Linked DNA regions of Homo sapiens: region 2 is linked to region 1. A link is a loop called in an ENCODE intact Hi-C map of the cell type or tissue named here. Cell type or tissue: K562. All regions are shown on one strand. Each heading gives the region's core, and the rest is flanking DNA. Links, peaks and the distances in the headings are about the cores only. Region 1 has its middle 69 kb from the start of LINC01503. Region 2 has its middle 24 kb from the start of C9orf50.

Region 1 (8,000 bases), core at 1-8,000:
CTTTTTATAGGAACCTCACTCTTATTGGATTAGGGCTCCCCAACGACCTCACCTTAACCTGGTTACCTCTGTAAAGACCACACAAAGCCGCATTCTGAGGGACTGGAGTTAGGACTTGAGCCTATCTTTTTTTTTTTTTTTTTTTTTTTTAAGACGGAGTTTTGCTCTTGTTGCGCAGGCTGAAGTGCATTGGCGCAGTCTCGGCTCACTGCAACCTCCGCTTCCTGGATACAGGCAATTCTCATGCCTCAGTCTCCCAAGTAGCTGGGATTACAGGCACCCGCCAACATGCCCAACTAATTTTTTGTATTTTTAGTAGAGCTGGGGTTTCACCATTTTGGCCAAGCTGGTCTGGAACTCCTGACCTCAGGTGATCTACCCGCCTCGGCCTCCTAAAGTGCTGGGATTACAGGCATGAGCCACCGCGCCTGGCCGAACCTATCTTTCGGGGGGACACAATTTCCCTCACAATAGTGGTGATAATGGAGGTGATGGCAGTTGGTCATGGAGGTGATGATTGTAGTCATGGAGATGACAGTGACCGCCATGGTGATGGTCCTAGGCCTCAGTCCTGGACCCCCAAACCCTGCAGCTGCTCCTTGGGGTGCAGTGGTTAGTTCAGAGGGTCTCTGGGGGTCCAGAGCCTGTTCTCAGCGGTGGAGAGCAGGGTTGGATTGTCAGCTGAAGGAGCAGAGAGGTGAGAAAGAAGATCCCAGGGTGCTATTGCCAAGTTAGTGTCCCTTTTGCACCCTTCTGAAGCTCTGCCAGCCACCAGCGGTAAGATCTGTGCAAGCCCTCTAACCTCTGTCAGCCGCTGGTTGAGACGTGGGGTTGTGGAGGGAGCCCCTCAGCCCCAGGCCTCTGGGAGTCTGGGATGGCACCCGGTGGAGACATGGGAGCTCAGCCGCCTTGGCCAAGAGGGCGTCCATTGGGGTGAGAGGACAGCGAGGCTGGGGGGCAGGTATGGGTGAGAGAGCTCTCCCTGCTTCTCTGCACCTGACTTGTCCCTGTCACGTGCAAGCCCTTGCTATTTTTATACACAGCTAAGTCAGTGCTTGTCTCTGGCCCCACCCCGCTGCCAGAAACCTCCCAGAGGGTAGGGACCATGATCCGAACGTCTTTGAGTTGCCCAGAGCATGACCAGGTCCTGCACAAATGCAGAGTGAACCTGGACTGTTTTTTTCTGGAAGAACAGCAAGTGCCTCCCTTGTCCCTCCATCTGGGCACTACGGAGATAAGACCGGAGAAGCCAGCTGCTTTTGGATGGGATCTTTCTCTGCCAGGCCCTGGGCTACCCAAGGAAGCTGGGCAGAACCGCAAAGTCAGCCTGGCCTGGCCTTTCTTCTGGAGCCCACGGAGCGTGGTAACCATGGCAGCAGGAAGACAGAGCCCGGAGGACAGAAAGCCCACTGGTCTTTGGTCTTTGACGGAAGCCAGGCAGGAGCAGGCCACTGTTTGTTGTTGTTGTTTTTTCTTATTAGACATAATCACATCAACCCTCTCCTCAATCTATCTTCCTCTAGTTTTTGCCGACCAATAATGGTAATAATAGTCATAGTTAGCATTCATTCGTTTGTCCAATCAATATTTATGAGCACAGACTCTTGCCAGGCACTCTTCTATACAACAGGAGACATTGAACAGAAAAGCCAAGTTCGAGCCTTTTCAAGGCTGACATTCTGGGAAAGAAAGACAAAGAACCAGGAAACTAATGCTAGGATCCAGGGAGCAGGGTGAGGGGCTAGAGCAGAGAACAAGAGGGCTGGACTTTGGACAGGGAGGCCAGGGATGTGAGGAGATGCCACTGGAGCTGAGACCTGGGTGGAGGGAGGGATTGAGACCTGTGGGGAGCCCGGAGCAGAGGATCAGGGCTGGAGCAGCAGGTGCCAAGGCCCTGGGGTGGGTGTGCCCAGTGTCCTAACTCTAAGGACACCTGAAGCCAGGAAGCCAGGGAGGGTGAAGGCAGAGGCAAGCCCAGGGTCAGTGTGTGTGTCTGTGTGTGTGTCTCTGTGTGTGTGTGTGTGTGTTGAGGCAAGGCCTCGCTCTTTCACCCAGGCTGGAGCACAGTGCTGCGATCTTGCTCCCTGCAACTTCAACCTCCTGGGCTCAAGCAATCCTACCACCTCAGCCTCCCGAGTAGCTGGGACTATAGGCACATGCCACCATACCTGGCTCATTTTTTAATTTTTTGTAGAGATGAAGACTCGCCATGTTGTCTAGGCTGGTCTCGAACTCCTGGACTCAAGCGATCCACCCCCTCTTGGCCTCCCAAAGTGCTGGGATTACAGGCTTGAGCCCCCGTGCCCGGCTTGATTTGTGTTTTTAAACAATCTCTGTGGTTTCTGAGTGAGAATAGACTGAAGGGGCTGGAGGGAAGTCTGGGGAACTGATCAGAATTCTCAGCCAGGAGCCGACAGAGCCCAGAGGGGAGATGGTGGTGGCCTGGTCGGGGACAGCAGCAGTGGAGATGAAAATGGCTGGATTTCAGATATATTGTAAGTAGAGCCATCAGGATTTGTAAAAGGATCAGATGTGGATGTGGAAGAAAGAAAAGCACCAAGCCTGACTCCTGTGCCATGAACAGTGGGAGGTCTCATTTCCTGGGATGAGGAAGACTACAAGAGAAGCTAGGGTGGGGCTGGGGTTGGGGGCGGTCACTGTACCTCCATGGCCTTCTCAAAGCCTCAGGCTGAGGGCCTTGCGAGACCAGCCCTCGCTCCCTGCTTTGGTTCACATCCTCCTGCTTCCCCCTGGCCTGGCTTTCCTCCTCTTCGTGGCTAGTTTCTGTGGATGTTCAGCCCCCTCAACCACTCCCTGGCACTGCCAATCCATCTCTCTCCCCTCCCCTCTTGCTTTCCCCCACCAAAACATCCTGTGGATGGTGTTCCCTCCTCCGGGAATGCCATTCCCGCTGCCCTTTGCACTGCTGCTCCTGAGACCCCATCAAGAGTTGGGGTCTGCACAGGTTATGCTCAAAAAGCTCACGTGATGTTCACATGTGACACACTTGCAGATATCGAATACTCCCTGAAACCACTTATCCACATAACCACCCTAAGAGGTAGGCACTATGATCATACCTATTTTATAGATGAGGAAACTGAGGCCAAGAGAGGTTAAATAATTTGCCCAAGGGTCAGACCTGATGAGGATACGAACCCCGGCAGTCTAATCCCAAAACTCACACTCTTGTTTCTTCCATCATTCATTCCCCTGTTCTTTCATCCATTCATTCACCATTGCGTGCACTGTGCGCTAGGTCTTGCTCTAAACTCTGGTACCTTCCATGGTGTACACTGTGAGGGCACTGGGGAGGCAACGGCAGGCAGGCCAGCCCAGGCCGAACCTGCATGGAGCTAACTTTCCAAGGAGGAGACAGGCAAGTGACCTGCAAAGAGAAACACGGTGACCTGAGAGATGCATGCGGGCTGGGCTAAGTGCAAAAGCGGAAGGGAGTCACCGGGCACGCCCTGCAGGGAGGTGGGGCTGCCTCGGGGGAGGGAAGGAGTCTCAGGAGCAGCCATGCAGAAAGCAGCGGGAATGGCGTGCCCAGCGGAGGGAACGGCCTATGCAAAGGATCTCGTGGTGGGAGAGCAAGTGGGGAGGACACGGTGATCTACTGGTAGTGCCGGGGAGTGGCCAGGGGCTGAGCCAAGGAAACCAAAGCAAGGAGGGAGGGCACTGGTCCCGCAAGGCCCTCAGCCTGAGGCTTTGAGAAAGACATTGGGGTACCGTGACCCCTAAACCTGACACATCCAGTGCTGGCTCCCACCCCAATGCAAACCACAAGAAAGACTGCCAAGACAAGACCCTGTTGCCCAAGAGGGCCCCAGCCCACACCGGGTGAGGAGGCTGAGCCCCCAGCCCTGCTCCCTTTTCTACTGAAAGCATCAGGACTTGAATCCAGGGCTGACTCCATAGCCACGCCTGAAGGCTGTCCCACCCCCAGGCTGGCTATCAACGAGCAGGTCAGCGTCTGCCCTCTGTCCACATCTAGAAAGGGCCAGGTGGAGCTGGTGTTCTCAAGCCACAAGCCTCAGCTGCCCCAGAAGCCACTCACTGACTCACTCACTCATTCACCCGACAGCTGTTGGTGAAGACCTCAATGTCCCAGGCACCCTACCCAGTGCTGAGGATGCAGCAGACAATGAGACCACATCCCTTCCCTCAAGGAGCTGACACTCTTCTGGGCGGAGCCTGAGAATTAACAAATAAATATAAAGTCAGTAGAGGTACAGGTACCATGAGGAGGAAGGGGATGCAGACAGGAGAAAGACGGGTTTCACTACTGGAGCTGAGACGGACCCTGACTTTGGGGACAGCACTCTGAGGATGCCCCTGTGGCCTTGCGTCTTTCCAGCCCACCCTGTCCCCTGCTCATGGAGGTGCGGGTGACCCTCTTACTCCCCACACTCTGCCTCCCTCGGAGCCCCTGCCCCTCCCTCCTTGGTTGGCTTCCAATCTTGAGGCAAAGCCAGATCTTTGAGGGAGCAGAGCACCCTCCCAATGTCCAGGGGTCTGCGTCAGAGCTGGGGAGGGGCTGGGCCCTGCTCACAGTGGGAGGCCCCCCCCTCCAGCCCTGGGGAGGGGGCAGGCTCCGTCCCCCTTTTGTTCCCCCCGCTCTTCTGCTGGGCACAGAAAACTGGGGAACAGGGCCCCTGAGCTCTGGACCCTGGAGCAGAAACTTCATGTGGGCTGAGGGCAGAGGGAAGGGCTGAATACCTAAAGCCTTGCCCAGCAGATAAAACAGCGAACAACCCCCACTCCCATGTCAACCTCAGCACTTGCTGAGCTCAGAGCATTCCAGGGTGATCTAAGTGCAGCCTCACACCGGGAGGGTTGTGCTATTGTTATCCCCATTTTCTGGAGGAAGAAACAGAGGCTCCCTGGGTCCAGAGATTCGCCCAGACTCCAACTCAGGGCCGACGACATTCAGCGGACATCAGCAGAATGGCTGAGAGCCCAGGGCATCCAGCGAGAGGCGCCAATACCAGCAGCCCCCCACTCACTCAGACCCCCACAAGACAGAACCCCCCAAACTGGAAACATCCAGTGCCAGCTCTGACCCCAGTGCAAACCCAGAGAAAGGCTGCCAAGACCAGACTCTGCTGCAGGGGAGGGCCCGGGCCCACACGGGGCGAGGAGGCTCACCCCCAGCCCTGCCCCCTTCCTCTACTGAAAGTGTCAGGACTTGAACCCAGGGCTGACTCTACAGCCGTACCTGGAAGCACTGGGCTGTCCCCACCCCCCCGACTGGCTATATGGAGGCCCCACTGGGTCCTGAGGGCAGGTGGCCGCATCACCCCCTTAGGGAGGGGGAGGGGGTCAGTCGCCCCTCAAAGTTGCACAGCTTGTGAAAGGGGGCGAGATTCAAACCCAGGACTGTCAGGCTCCCACCAGCACCTAGAGAGCAGTGGGGACAGAGGGCCCAGGAACTCTGGCGAGGAGGCTCCCCACGTCCATGGCAGCACTAGACCCAGGCATGGAGGCTCAGTCACCTCCAAGGGTGCACACAGTGGTCCTGGTGCAGGCCCTGTGGCTGCCTGGCCCCCTCAGATCCTGTTGTGAGTGGCTGTCTCTGCTGCCCCTGCCCCGACCCAACCCCTCTGCCCTAGGGCTGTGCCCACTTCCAGGTCCTTGCCCGGGGACCAGCACTGGTCAGGTATGCTGGGGAGTCCTGCCAGAATTCTGGAAGCTTTGGCCCCATCAAGGCTGTCTCTTGCCCCTGAGACTCAGAAGACGGAGCCACAGGACCATGGGAGCCTGCCCAGCCTGGAACTCCACCCCACCATGAGGCGCCTGCAGGCCTGGCGACATCAGGGCTGGGCAGGGGGTCCCCTTCCTCTGCCTCCTCCTGGGGCCAGCCTCTGTCCCTCCACTGCTGCAGTAGCAACTGCATGGGCTGGGTGTATGAGCTGCGTGTATGAGCTGCATGTCTGCACCGACCTCTGCTTGTGCCTCTCTGTGTCTTTGCATGTGTGTGCATGTGCCCATGTTGGGGTGAGCAGAAACAGCAGGACAGGAGAGAGAGGGAGAGAGGGGGAGATGCAGGCAGCAGAGGGCTGGGTGACACAAGACTGCTGGAAATGCACAGAGAGCAGGGTATGCACCGCAGCTGCAGGGAGAGGCCCTTGGAGAGAGGGACAAGAGAGGGGTTGGAGGGGGCCCAGCCAGGGGCCAGCCCAGGTAGAAGAATCAGGAAAGCAGAGGCCTGAGGGAGAGAGGAGAGGGGAGGAGGAGGAAAGCTGAGTCCAGACTGCAACAGGGGGCCCAGAGAGTGGAGTGGACAGAGGGGTACCGAGGCTGGGGGTCTTGGATGGGACAAGGAGGACAGGCAGCACCTTCTCCACCAACCATCCCGAGTCAGCCCCACAGAAAAGCCCGGGGGGTCAGGAGTAGGTGAGGAAGCAAAGTGGGGGCTCCCTCAGTCCCGGCCCCATCCTGACCTGGGGAGAGGACAGGCATGAGACCAGCCCCAAAAGGAGATGGTAGAGTCCCCCGAGGTCGCAAGCTCCTCACACTTAGCCCCCAAACACCTCCTCTGCACCAGCTGGGGCTGTGTGACCTCGGGCGGAGGACACTGCCTCTCTGAGTCTCTGAGCCCCAAGAAGGTATTCAGCCTGGTGCTCGCATGAAGGCTCAGTGAGGTGAGACCTGGGTCCAGTTCAGGTGGGTCTGATGGCAGCGCCCGAGGTGCTGGGCACGTGCCTCCTTTATCACCAGGGAGAGTGAAATAGGGCCCAAGGTACATAGTTGCCATGACCTGAGCAGAGAGATGTGCAAGCTGTAAAGTGCTGAGGACAACAGGTTGCTTATTTTAAGTGATATTCTTAAAGGTAAATTCAGGTTGGTGCCAGATCGGGGAAGAGGGAGGGAGGTGCCTTGAGAAGAAATCTCTGAGAACCCAGGTTGTAGGGACAGAGACAGCCTGGGGAAGGAGAAGAGCTGTGCTGGCTCCTGCCCAGGCCACATGGGGGTCCCACCAGAGCCAGGCTGGACCCCAGAGAGTCCCAGAAAGGCATGGGCGTCAGGGTGGGCCCTGCAGAAGGCTCGCCTTGGAGACGTGGGCTCCAGGAAACCCCTCAGCCCCAGAATCCCCTCACAATGCCCCCCCCGATTCCCCCCCCCACCCTGTTGTCCAGGGGGAGGCTGCTGAGGGCAGAGAAAAATATGGGATGGGGGAGAGAAGCTGGGGTCCCCACATTCCAACTGTGGGGTTTTTTCCATTCCCTAAAGGCAAGGAGAACAGTGTCAGGAGAGGAGAGAAAAGGGGGAGGGAGAAAAGGAGGAGGTGGAAAAAGGAAGGCAGGGAAGGCGAGGAACAAATGCAGAAGGATTGGAGCCTTGAGAGAGGCTGCCCGAGGAAAGGGCTAAATGAGAAGAGAAGGGAGGGGAAGGCGGCGAGAGGCTGCAGAGCCCGGGTGCGGCGCGGGCAGGCGCTCCAGCAGCTCCGGGTCTTCCAGAGACAAAGGCCCGAGGCCGAGGAGGAGGAAGAGGAGGGGGAGCAGGCGAAGGAGGCAGCGGCAGGGAGGGGAGGCCGGGCAGCCTGGACGCAGAGCCCGGGCCCCAGACCCAGGCAGGCGAGAGACCTGCCCCAATCCAGCCAAGGCCCGAGCTGGGGAAGAGGGGAGTGCGCTCCAAACTTAAGAGGAAAAAGTCTGCCAGCTGCCCTTGGGGTTACCACGACAGATAAAACCTCATCCAGGCATCAGAGAGCACCCTGCACACGAATGCACAGCAGCGAGCTAAAAATACTGGCTTGAGAGGGAAGAGGGTGAAGGAGGGAGGAGGGGGAGGGAGGGGGCAGGAAAGAAGAGGAGGAGAGTAGGGAGGAGGGTGGGGAGGAGTGAGGAGGGTGGGGAGGAGTTGGGGAGCAGGGAGGAGGTGGGGAGGAGGGAGGAGGGAGGAGCGTGGGGAGGAGTTGAGGAGCAGGGCTGCAGGTTCAGGCTCAGGCAGCCTCAGTTTTCCAGAGCGCCCAGTTTTGCAGAGGTGCAGATGCA
Region 2 (8,996 bases), core at 474-8,473, 190 kb before region 1:
TCCTGAGCCAAACTCCTTCACACCCCAGGGCCTTTGCACATGCCCTCCTCTCTACCCAGAATGCTCTCCTACCAGCTTCACGGGTTCCCACTTAACATCAGATCTCAGATGTCACCTCCTCAGGGAAGCTCTTCCAAATGAAACCAGCTCCCCACAGTTCTCCTTGTGTGGCACTTACCACAATCAGGACGGAACAGTGGTGGCATTGCTGGCACACATGGACCATACTCAGTAGCCCCTGAGCTCCAAGAATGCAGAGACTGGACAGGTCCCTAACACAGAGCCTGCCACAGAGAAGGCCCTGAATGAACGCTGCGCAAAGGGATGGGGATCCTATCTGTGAACATCTCCCTGCCACATACCGTGCCTCAGTTTCCCTGCCTATACGGCAAGGGGGAGGGTCCCGTGCCTGCACTTGCAATGCAGTGTTTCTCAGATGTTCCCTCTGGGCTTCTGGCAGGGATCACATTCATTTCACGGTATTTGACTTCTTTGATTATCTGATTTTTCCAGGGAGGAATTTTAAATCTCTGGGCTGGGGCGGCATCTGCTAGATACCTGGGCACTTGTCCCAGCCCACCAGCCTGGGTACATTCAGCATCATGCTGGAAGCCCGTTAAAACTGCCCCCTCTTGGCAGATTAGGCCCCACGCAGAGACACCCTTCCAGGGCTCTGGAACCATGCAGTGTTTGGTGCGAGTGGGTAAGCAGTACAGCTCTCTTTGGGCAAAGCTCTAAATCAAGTGCAGGGGCATAGGAGCCAGGCAGACTGGGTTCCAATTCTGACTCAGTCACTTCTGGTGAGACTGGGGCCCACCATTTACTTTTTATTTGAGATGGAGTCTCGTTCTGTCGCCAGGCTGGAGTGCAGTGGTGTGATCTCAGCTCACTGCAACTGCCACCTCCCTGGTTCAAGTGATTCTCCTGCCTCAGCCTCAAGAGTAGCTGGGATTACAGGGGCGTGCCACCACGCCCAGCTAATTTTTTTGTTTGTTTGTTTTGAGATGGAGTCTCGCTCTGTCGCCCAGGCTGGAGTGCAGTGGTGCGATCTCGGCTCACAGCAACCTCCACCTCCCCGGTTCAAGTGATTCTCTTGCCTCAGCTTCCAGAGTAGCTGGGATTACAGGTGCCTGCCACCACGAGTGGCTGATTTTTGTATTTTCATTAGAGACAGGGTTTCATCATGTTGGCCAGGATGGTCTTGAACTCCTGACCTCAGGTGATTCACCTGCTTTGGCCTCCCAAAGTGCTGGGATTACAGGCGTAAGCCACTGCACCTGGCCTAATTTTTGTATTCTTAGTAGCAATGGGGTTTCACCATGTTGCCCAGGCTGGTCTCGAACCGCTGACATCAGGTGATCCACCCGCCTCGGCCTCCCAAAGTGCTGGGATTACAGGCATGAGCCACTGTGCCTGGCCTCACCATTCACTTCTCTGTGTCTCAGTCCCAGGCCTGCGCAATGGTCGTATCACTGTCAGAGGTGTCTGAACCAGGGCAATTCCATCTTGAATGGGGCTGGGTAAAATGAGGCAAGACCTACTGGGCTGCTGCATTCTCAGACGGTTAAGGCATTCTAAGTCACAGGATGAGATAGGAGGTCGGCACAAAATACAGGCTATAAAGACATTGCTGATAAAACAGGTTGCAGTTAAGAAGCTGGCCAAACCCCCCAAAACCAAGATGGCAACCAGAGTGACCTCTGGTTGTCCTCATTGCTAGACTCCCACCAGCGCCATGACAATTTACAAATGCCATGGCAATGACAGGAAGTTACCCTATATGGTCTAAAAAGGGGAGACATGAATAATCCACCCCTTGTTTAGCATATCATCAAGAAATAACCATAAAAATGGGCAACCAGCAGCCCTCAGCGCTGCTCTATGGTGTAGTCATTCTTTTGAGACAGAGTCTTGCTCTGTCGCCCAGGCTGGAGTGCAGTGGTGCGATCTCAGCTCACTGCAACCTCCGCCTCCTGGGTTCAAGCCATTCTCTTGCCTCAGCCTCCTGAGTAGCTGGGATTACAGGCACATGCAACCATGCCTGGCTAATTTTTGTATTTTTAGTAGAGATGGGATTTCTCCATGTTGGCCAGGCTGATCTCAAACTCCCGACCTCAGGTGATCTGCCCACCTCAGCGTCCCAAAGTGCTGGGATTACAGGGGTGAGCCGCCGTGCCTGGCCTATTCCTTTACTTTTTTTTTTTTTCTTCTTCTTCTTTAAGACGGAGTCTCGCTCTGTTGCTAGGCTGGAGTGCTGTGGTGTGATCTTGGCTCACCGCAACCTCCGCCTCCCAGGTTTAAGCTGTTCTCCAGCCTCAGCCTCCCGAGTAGCTGGGACTACAGGCGCGCACCACTACGCCCAGCTAATTTTTGTATTTTTTAGTAGAGATGGGGTTTCACCATGTTGGCCAGAATGATCTCGATCTCTTGACCCCGTGATCCGCACACCTCGGCCTCCTAAAGTGCTGGGATTATAGGCATGAGCCACCATGCCCGGCCTATTCCTTTACTTTCTTAATAAACTTGCTTTTACTTTATGGACTCACCCTGAATTCTTTCTTGCGAGAGATCCAAGAACCCTCTCTTGGGGTCTGGATCTGGACCCCTTTCCTACACCACCACCTCCCAGCTGGGGTTCTTGTGTTGATCAAGATGCTTCCCAGCCTGGGCCTGACACACAGTAAGTGCCCTGCCCCTCTCACCCCAGAGGCAGTGGCTAAACCTCAAGTCTCTGGGGCCCCAAAAATCTGCGTCAATACCCAGCTCTGCCCCTTGTCTGGCTTCGCAACCTCTCGGTGTCCGTTTCTGGGTCTGTAAAGCGGGGGTGATACTACTCCTGCGCCTGCACCCCACGTTATGTCAGTGTCTGCTTTCCAAATTCCCAGCCTGGACTCACCTCCCCTATGACTGTTTTGCAATCAGTGGGGACCACGGGCAGGGAGGAAGGTGGAGGAAAGCCCAAGTAACTTTGTGTCAAGTCCCAGTTTTCCTGCCAGCTGAGACCTGGGGCAAGCGACACCCCCTCTGCCTCAGGCTGTTCACCTAAAAAAAGGATGTTCTTAATCTACACACAGGGCTCTGTGGGGCTTGGATGGGGCACGCGGACGGCTACAGAATGTCAGGCAGCCACTTCCTTATGGTTACACCAGAAAGGGAGAGCCATTTCCCTCCACCCTTACTTTAGGGACCGGGAAACAGGACGGCAAGAAGGAATGCGCTACACCTCAACCCGGAGGGAGGGCATTCAGCCGCCACCCCCTCAGCCTTCCAGGAAGCTGAGGCCCAGAGAGGGCCAGGCTGGACCACGGGTTACACTGCGGGCAGGGCTTGGCTGATGCAGGAAGCGGTTCCTCTCCGGTGGGATGGGTGGGGTCGGGCAGGTACCCCAAGGAGAGCCCGGGCTCCCAGCTTAGCTTCCTGTTCCTATCTCAGCTGTCCAAGGGCCACTGAATGTTCCCGAATGCCCCTCCCCAGAGGAGTCCTGGGCAGGGAGTAGGGCATTCAGGAAAGCTGAGGCCCAGCGACAGGTAGGCGCTGGCCTGAGGTCCCACAGCGCAGGCGGGTCCGAAGCCCCCAGTCTGGGTTCAGGCCTCCCCCGCCCTGCGGCGCGGCCTCGTGGCGTCCCCAGCCCTCCGTTCCCGGTCGCTGCCCTGCAGGGACTTGCCCAGCGGGGACGCGCCGGGCCTCCCCGAGGTCTGCGCCCGGCTGCAGCCGCGGGATGAAAGGGGAATCCACCGAAACCCGCCTCCCTCCCAGCTCGCCCGCCCCACCCGCAACCGGATCTGGCTGGGGGCGGCGGGCTTTGAAGTCCGCGCCAGCGGCCCCAGCGCTCGGACGGCTCCGGAGACTCCGGGAGGCCGACTTGAAAGGGCAAGCCGCGGGCCGGTCCAGCCTTCCCGGGACAGGGCCGGGGAGAGCGGGGAGGAGGAGGGGAGGGGCGGGAGGGGGAGAAAGGGGAGAGTGAAGGGGAGGGGGCGGAGGGAGGGACAAAGGGTCCCGCCTGACGCCCTCCCCAGGGCCCAAGGGCGGCCCAGCCCCGCGCTAGGAGCGAGGAATGAGTTATCCCGGCATTCAAGGCCCTGCCGTGGGTGCCCTGCGCGCCACCCGTTTCTTCCTCCCTCCTGGCCCCTTGGCCAGACAGAACTGCTTCTCAGCTACTGCCTCACTCCGGCCTTAGCACACGCTGTTCCTTCTGCCAGGAGCGCCTTTCCCATCTTCCCCTCCCAGGCTCCAGCCTCAGCTCCTCCCTGCGGGGGATGGGAGGGAAGGGCGTCCTCTCTTCCTGTGGGGCCTCCCATAAACCTCCTGCCCTACCCTCTTCCCGGGTGCCCTCCTCCCCGGCCCCCTGCCTCAGCGTCCCCCAAGGCTGCTCAGACTCTGGTAATCCCTGGCCCAGAACCCCAGCTGTGGACACCTGGAGGGCATCCTCGCATCCCCCAGTCTGGACAGCTGTGGGTGGGCGCAGGAGACAGGGAGAGGGGGTCCTTCGATAATAGCGATCACAATACTAATAAGCCTTGGGGACTGGTCAGTGTGTGGGCGGGTGCTGAGAGAATTCCAGGGTCCTAGAGCCCATCGGCCCCGCGCACTGGAGCCTTATAGCTTCCAATGCACCCATGCAGGCGCACCATAGCCTCTTTCTCCTCCCTGCCCATCAGATTGCAAAGCTGGGTGACCCCTCTCCCGACCTCCAGCCGGGACCTCCTCCTCACTGCAGAGGGCCCCCAGCTGCCGCCTCGGCCCTTGGGTTCAACCACTGGCAGCCCCTAGAAAGCTCCAGCCCCACCCCCAGGGTTCTCTGTCCTCAGAGTCCCAGGAGGCTTTGCAGCTGTCTCCTGGAACCCTCTCCTCTGCCCACCTAGTGGGCTGATTGCCTGGTTTCTCCCAGCTCCCCAGGGCTGCTGGCTGAGGACAGAGTTTTTGTTCCAAGTTGCAGATGAGGACACTGAGGCCCACAGAGAAGTTGAGGTCTCGAAGCTGGTGGGATTGAGGTGGCCATGCTGGCCCCTGAGGAGCCAAGAGAGAGGGGCCCCCAACAGGCTGTGTCTAATAGGACAAGAGTGCCGCCATCTTCACAAGTCTCCACCATCTTAAAAGTATCAAGTTTCCATGTCTCAAAACTGTCCGCAAATGTCAACCCTGCCCATAGCTTCAACAGAGCATAAGGCTGTAACTGCAGCAGAACCTCACAAAGTCCCCAACAGTCACAACCAGCCAGCACTTCCCCAACTCCTCCACATAGAATCTTTCCTCAAAGCACACTTCCGGGCTGGGCGCGGTGGCTCATGCCTGTAATCTCAGCACTTTGGGAGGCTGTGGTGGGCAGATAACCTGAGGTCAGGAGTTCAAGACCAGCCTGGCCAACATGGTGAAACCAGGTCTCTACTAAAAATACAAAAAAATTAGCTGGGTGTGGTGGCAGGCGCCTGTAATCCCAGCTACTCAGGAGGCTGAGGCAGGAGAATTGCTTGAACCTGGGAGGCGGAGGTTGCAGTGAGCTGAGATCCCACCATTGCACTCCAGCCTGGGCAACAGGAGTGAAACTCTGTCTCAAAAAAAAAAAAAAAAAAGCACACTTCCCCAACCAGGCCCTTTAAAAAGCCTCAGGCTATATGAGAAGCTTGCTCCTGAGCCTGCTGGCCAGAAGCCCTTCTCAGGTTTACTCTTAATAAATCCATCTCCACTGTAGAACTGCCTTCTTGCCTCTTCTTTCCTTCATCTTTCTATTCCAATACTTGCTGCCAAACCCCGGGATGAGTCTTGGGGCTGAGAACTCTTGCAACCCAGGAAGCAGTGGGCCCCGACAGCTCATCCCTGGCTAATTCCTGGATCCTGAGGGTTCTCTGGCTTCCCGCCTAGTCCCTCAACTCTTCCTCTTTTTTAAAAGTGATTTGCATGAGGTAATTGAGTGACAGGAGAGGACTTCGAGGCTGTGGCCAGGGCTACCCCTGGATGGGTTCTCAAAACTCCCGGACCCAGAATTTTGCCTCCAACCGCTGGATCTGGGCAATTTACTTTCTGTTTCTCCCCAACGGCTCCAGTTTGAGAGGTCCTTTGCTGGTTCCTTCTAAAACATCCAACACCAGACACTAATTAGTAAGGTTTGCCCCCACCTGTCTCTCCTGTGCTACCCAGGAGACTCAGGTCCGCAGTCCCGGTCTCCTGGGGACCATTAGGACCATCAGAGACCTTGGGAGGGTGACGTTCAGGGATGCCTGACCTTTCCCCTCAGTCTACCTCCTCTTGAGAGGATCTCCCGTCTCTGCCCTTTTTCTGGGGATGCCTAGTCTAACGGCAGACACCCCTGGCCTTTCCTTGCCAAATCTCAATGGGCTCCAATCAATCTCAAATTACTCCTTCCTCCCCTCTAGGTTTCCTGATTTGTAACCTTTCTAAACTCGGTATAAAGGGGGACATTAAAGTAAAGTGCCTTATATTCTTTTGCAATACTGCCTGGCCTCAGGCCAAGGGCAACCGTTGGCCTGAAAACGGCACATTCGACCACCAAATTTTAAGGGATTTAGATAACTTCATTTATCGAAATGGCAAATGGCAAGAAGTTCCTTCATTTACCTTTGCTCACGTCCTTCCCTCTGCCAAGATTGTTCCCCACACCTCTAATTTGCTCCTTAATCTCTGTTGTTGGCATAAAGGGCATTCAGAAAACTCCCCTCCAAACACTCCCCTTATATTGTTCCTTTCGGGACGTCACCCTCATACATTGCTTCCTGTTAATCCCACATTGCCCCATGCCTCTTCTAAGTAGAGACCTGCTGCACAAATTGCGTGGCTTCCTCCACCTTTGGGCTCTTGGCCAAAGCCATCCCTACTTATTTTTATGCCAGGAACCCAAATTCTCCCTACCTGAAGTTAAGGAGCCAACACCTGACCTTAGCATTATAACTCAAACAAATCCTATTGTTTGGTCAACACAAATTCTGCAGTCGTGGCGGCCCACCACTCCCCATTAAAATTTCATTAAAGGATCCTTCTCATTAGATCACAGTCCAACAGTATTCTGTCAGCCCTGAGAGGCTTCGGGGACTCAAGCCCATCATCTCCCAACTGTTAGCTGCCAACATCCTCATTCCAACCCATTCCCCTCATAACACCCCTATTGTCCCTGTCCGGAAGCTGGATGGGTCCTACCGGCTTGTCCAGGACCTTCGTCAAATCAATTCTGCTGTCATCCCTACACACCCAGTCGTTCCTAATCCCTATACACTCCTCTCCAGAATCCCCCCTCATACCAGTCATTTTTCAGTACTAGACCTCAAAGTGCCTTTTTCAGGCCAGGCACAGTGGCTCTCGCCTGTAATCCCAGCACTTTGGGAGGCTGAGGCGGACGGATCACGGGGTTGGGAGATCAAGACCACCCTGGCTAACACGGTGAAACCCCGTCTCTACTAAAAATGCAAAAAATTAGCCTGGCATGGCGGCGGGCGCTTGTAGTCCCAGCTACTCAGGAGGCTGAGGCAGGAGAACGGCATGAACCCGGGAGGCGGAGCTTGCAGTGAGCCGAGATTGCGCCACTGCACTCCAGCCTGGGCGACAGAGCGAGACTCTGTCTCAAAAAAAAAAAAAAAAGATGCCTTTTTCACTATACCTCTATACCCTTCTTCCCAAAACCTGTTTGCTTTTACCCAGATGGATCCAGATACCAACATTTCCCAACAGCTCACATGGACTGTCCTCCCCCAGGGTTTCAGACACAGCCCCCCAACTTTTTTGGACAAGCCCTTCAAGCAGACCTCTCTAAACTTTGCCTAACACCTCCCATCCTCCTTCGCTATGTAGATGATCTGCTGCTCTGTTCCCCTTCAGAGGAACTCTCTATTCAGCATACTGTTACCCTTTTAAACTCCCTCACCCAGTACAGCTACCAGCTGTCCAAAAAAAAAAAAAGGCCCAATTAGCCTCCTCCAAGGTTTCATACCTGGGCCTCATGATTACCCCTGCCACCTGGGAAATTCCCTCAACACACAAGCAGATGGTCCAGAGCATCCTATTCCCTCATACCAAAAGAGACTGTCTCTCTTTCTTGGGACTCATGGAGTACTTCCAGCTATGGATTGCCAATTTTGTAGTGATTGCCACGCCATTATATGAGGCCTCAAAGGGAAACCTCGCTGAGCTTATTGCCCCTACTCCTGAACTTCATCATGCTTTGTCCTGCTTAAAACAAGCTCTAACCTGGGCCCCTGCTTTGGGTCTCCTTAACCCCAGCCGACCTTTCCATTTATACTTACACAGCTCCCAAAACGGAGCTTTAGGCCTTTTGGCCCAGCCCACAGGGGACTCTCTTCAACCTGTTGCATACTTCTTCAAGCAGCTAGATCTTATCTATAAAAGTTGGCCTCACGGCTGGGCACGGTGGCTCATGCCTGTAATCCCCACACTTTGGGAGGCCGAGGCGGGCAGATCCCCTGAGGTCAGGAGTTCGAGACCAGCCTGACGAACATGGAGAAACCCCATCTCTACTGAAAATACAAAATTAGCCGGGCATGGTGGTACATGCCTGTAATCCCAGCTACTAGGGAGGCTGAGGCAGGAGAATCGCTTTAACCTGGGAGGCGGAGGTTGCAGTGAGCCGAGATCGCGCCATTGCACTCCAGCCTGGGCAACAAGAGCGAAACTCCGTCTCAAAAAAAAAAAAAAAAAAAAAGTTGGCCTCTTTGCCTAAACATTTTAGCCACAGCCTCTTTAATTATCCCAGAGGCACAAAATTTCATCTTCTATAAACCCCTGCAAGTTTATTCATCACATGACTTGCAAGATATGCTCAGCCACAGGGCACTTCAAACAGTATCCCCTTCCCGCATCCAGACCCTGCACTCAGCCATTCTCCAATCCTTTCTCTCCCTCCGTAAATGCTCCCCTCCTAACACCGCCACCCTTTTACCCTCAACACCCCTCTTAGAGTCACCCCTGCACTCCTGCACTGATATCACTGATGACTCCCTTATCACGTTCCATCATTTAACCAACGCACCTAT

The links. A loop is a pair of places that touch in the nucleus more often than their neighbours do. Peaks named below come from ENCODE experiments on the same cell type or tissue, not always from the same donor. Only the 100,000 strongest peaks of a DNase experiment are listed, where the experiment ranks them.
Region 2: a loop joins it to region 1, with 2.4 times the contacts of the local background. A loop is called at or near these places in 9 of 110 quality-filtered maps.

Annotation. Positions count from the first base shown.
Region 1 is chr9:129,402,021-129,410,020 of GRCh38, reverse strand. No RefSeq gene overlaps it. Among named protein-coding and RNA genes, the nearest start is that of LINC01503, 69 kb to the right of the region's middle. RefSeq lists a silencer at 1,717-2,011 and enhancers at 3,185-3,788, 4,394-4,998, 4,999-5,604. In K562, for the core only: a CTCF peak has its summit at 3,587 (motif pointing right); DNase peaks (open chromatin) are centred at 3,480 and 7,862; H3K4me3 peaks cover 1,296 bases.
Region 2 is chr9:129,592,308-129,601,303 of GRCh38, reverse strand. No RefSeq gene overlaps it. Among named protein-coding and RNA genes, the nearest start is that of C9orf50, 24 kb to the left of the region's middle. RefSeq lists an enhancer at 535-1,034 and a silencer at 3,668-3,887. In K562, for the core only: no CTCF peak of the experiment used is centred there; DNase peaks (open chromatin) are centred at 4,865 and 5,203.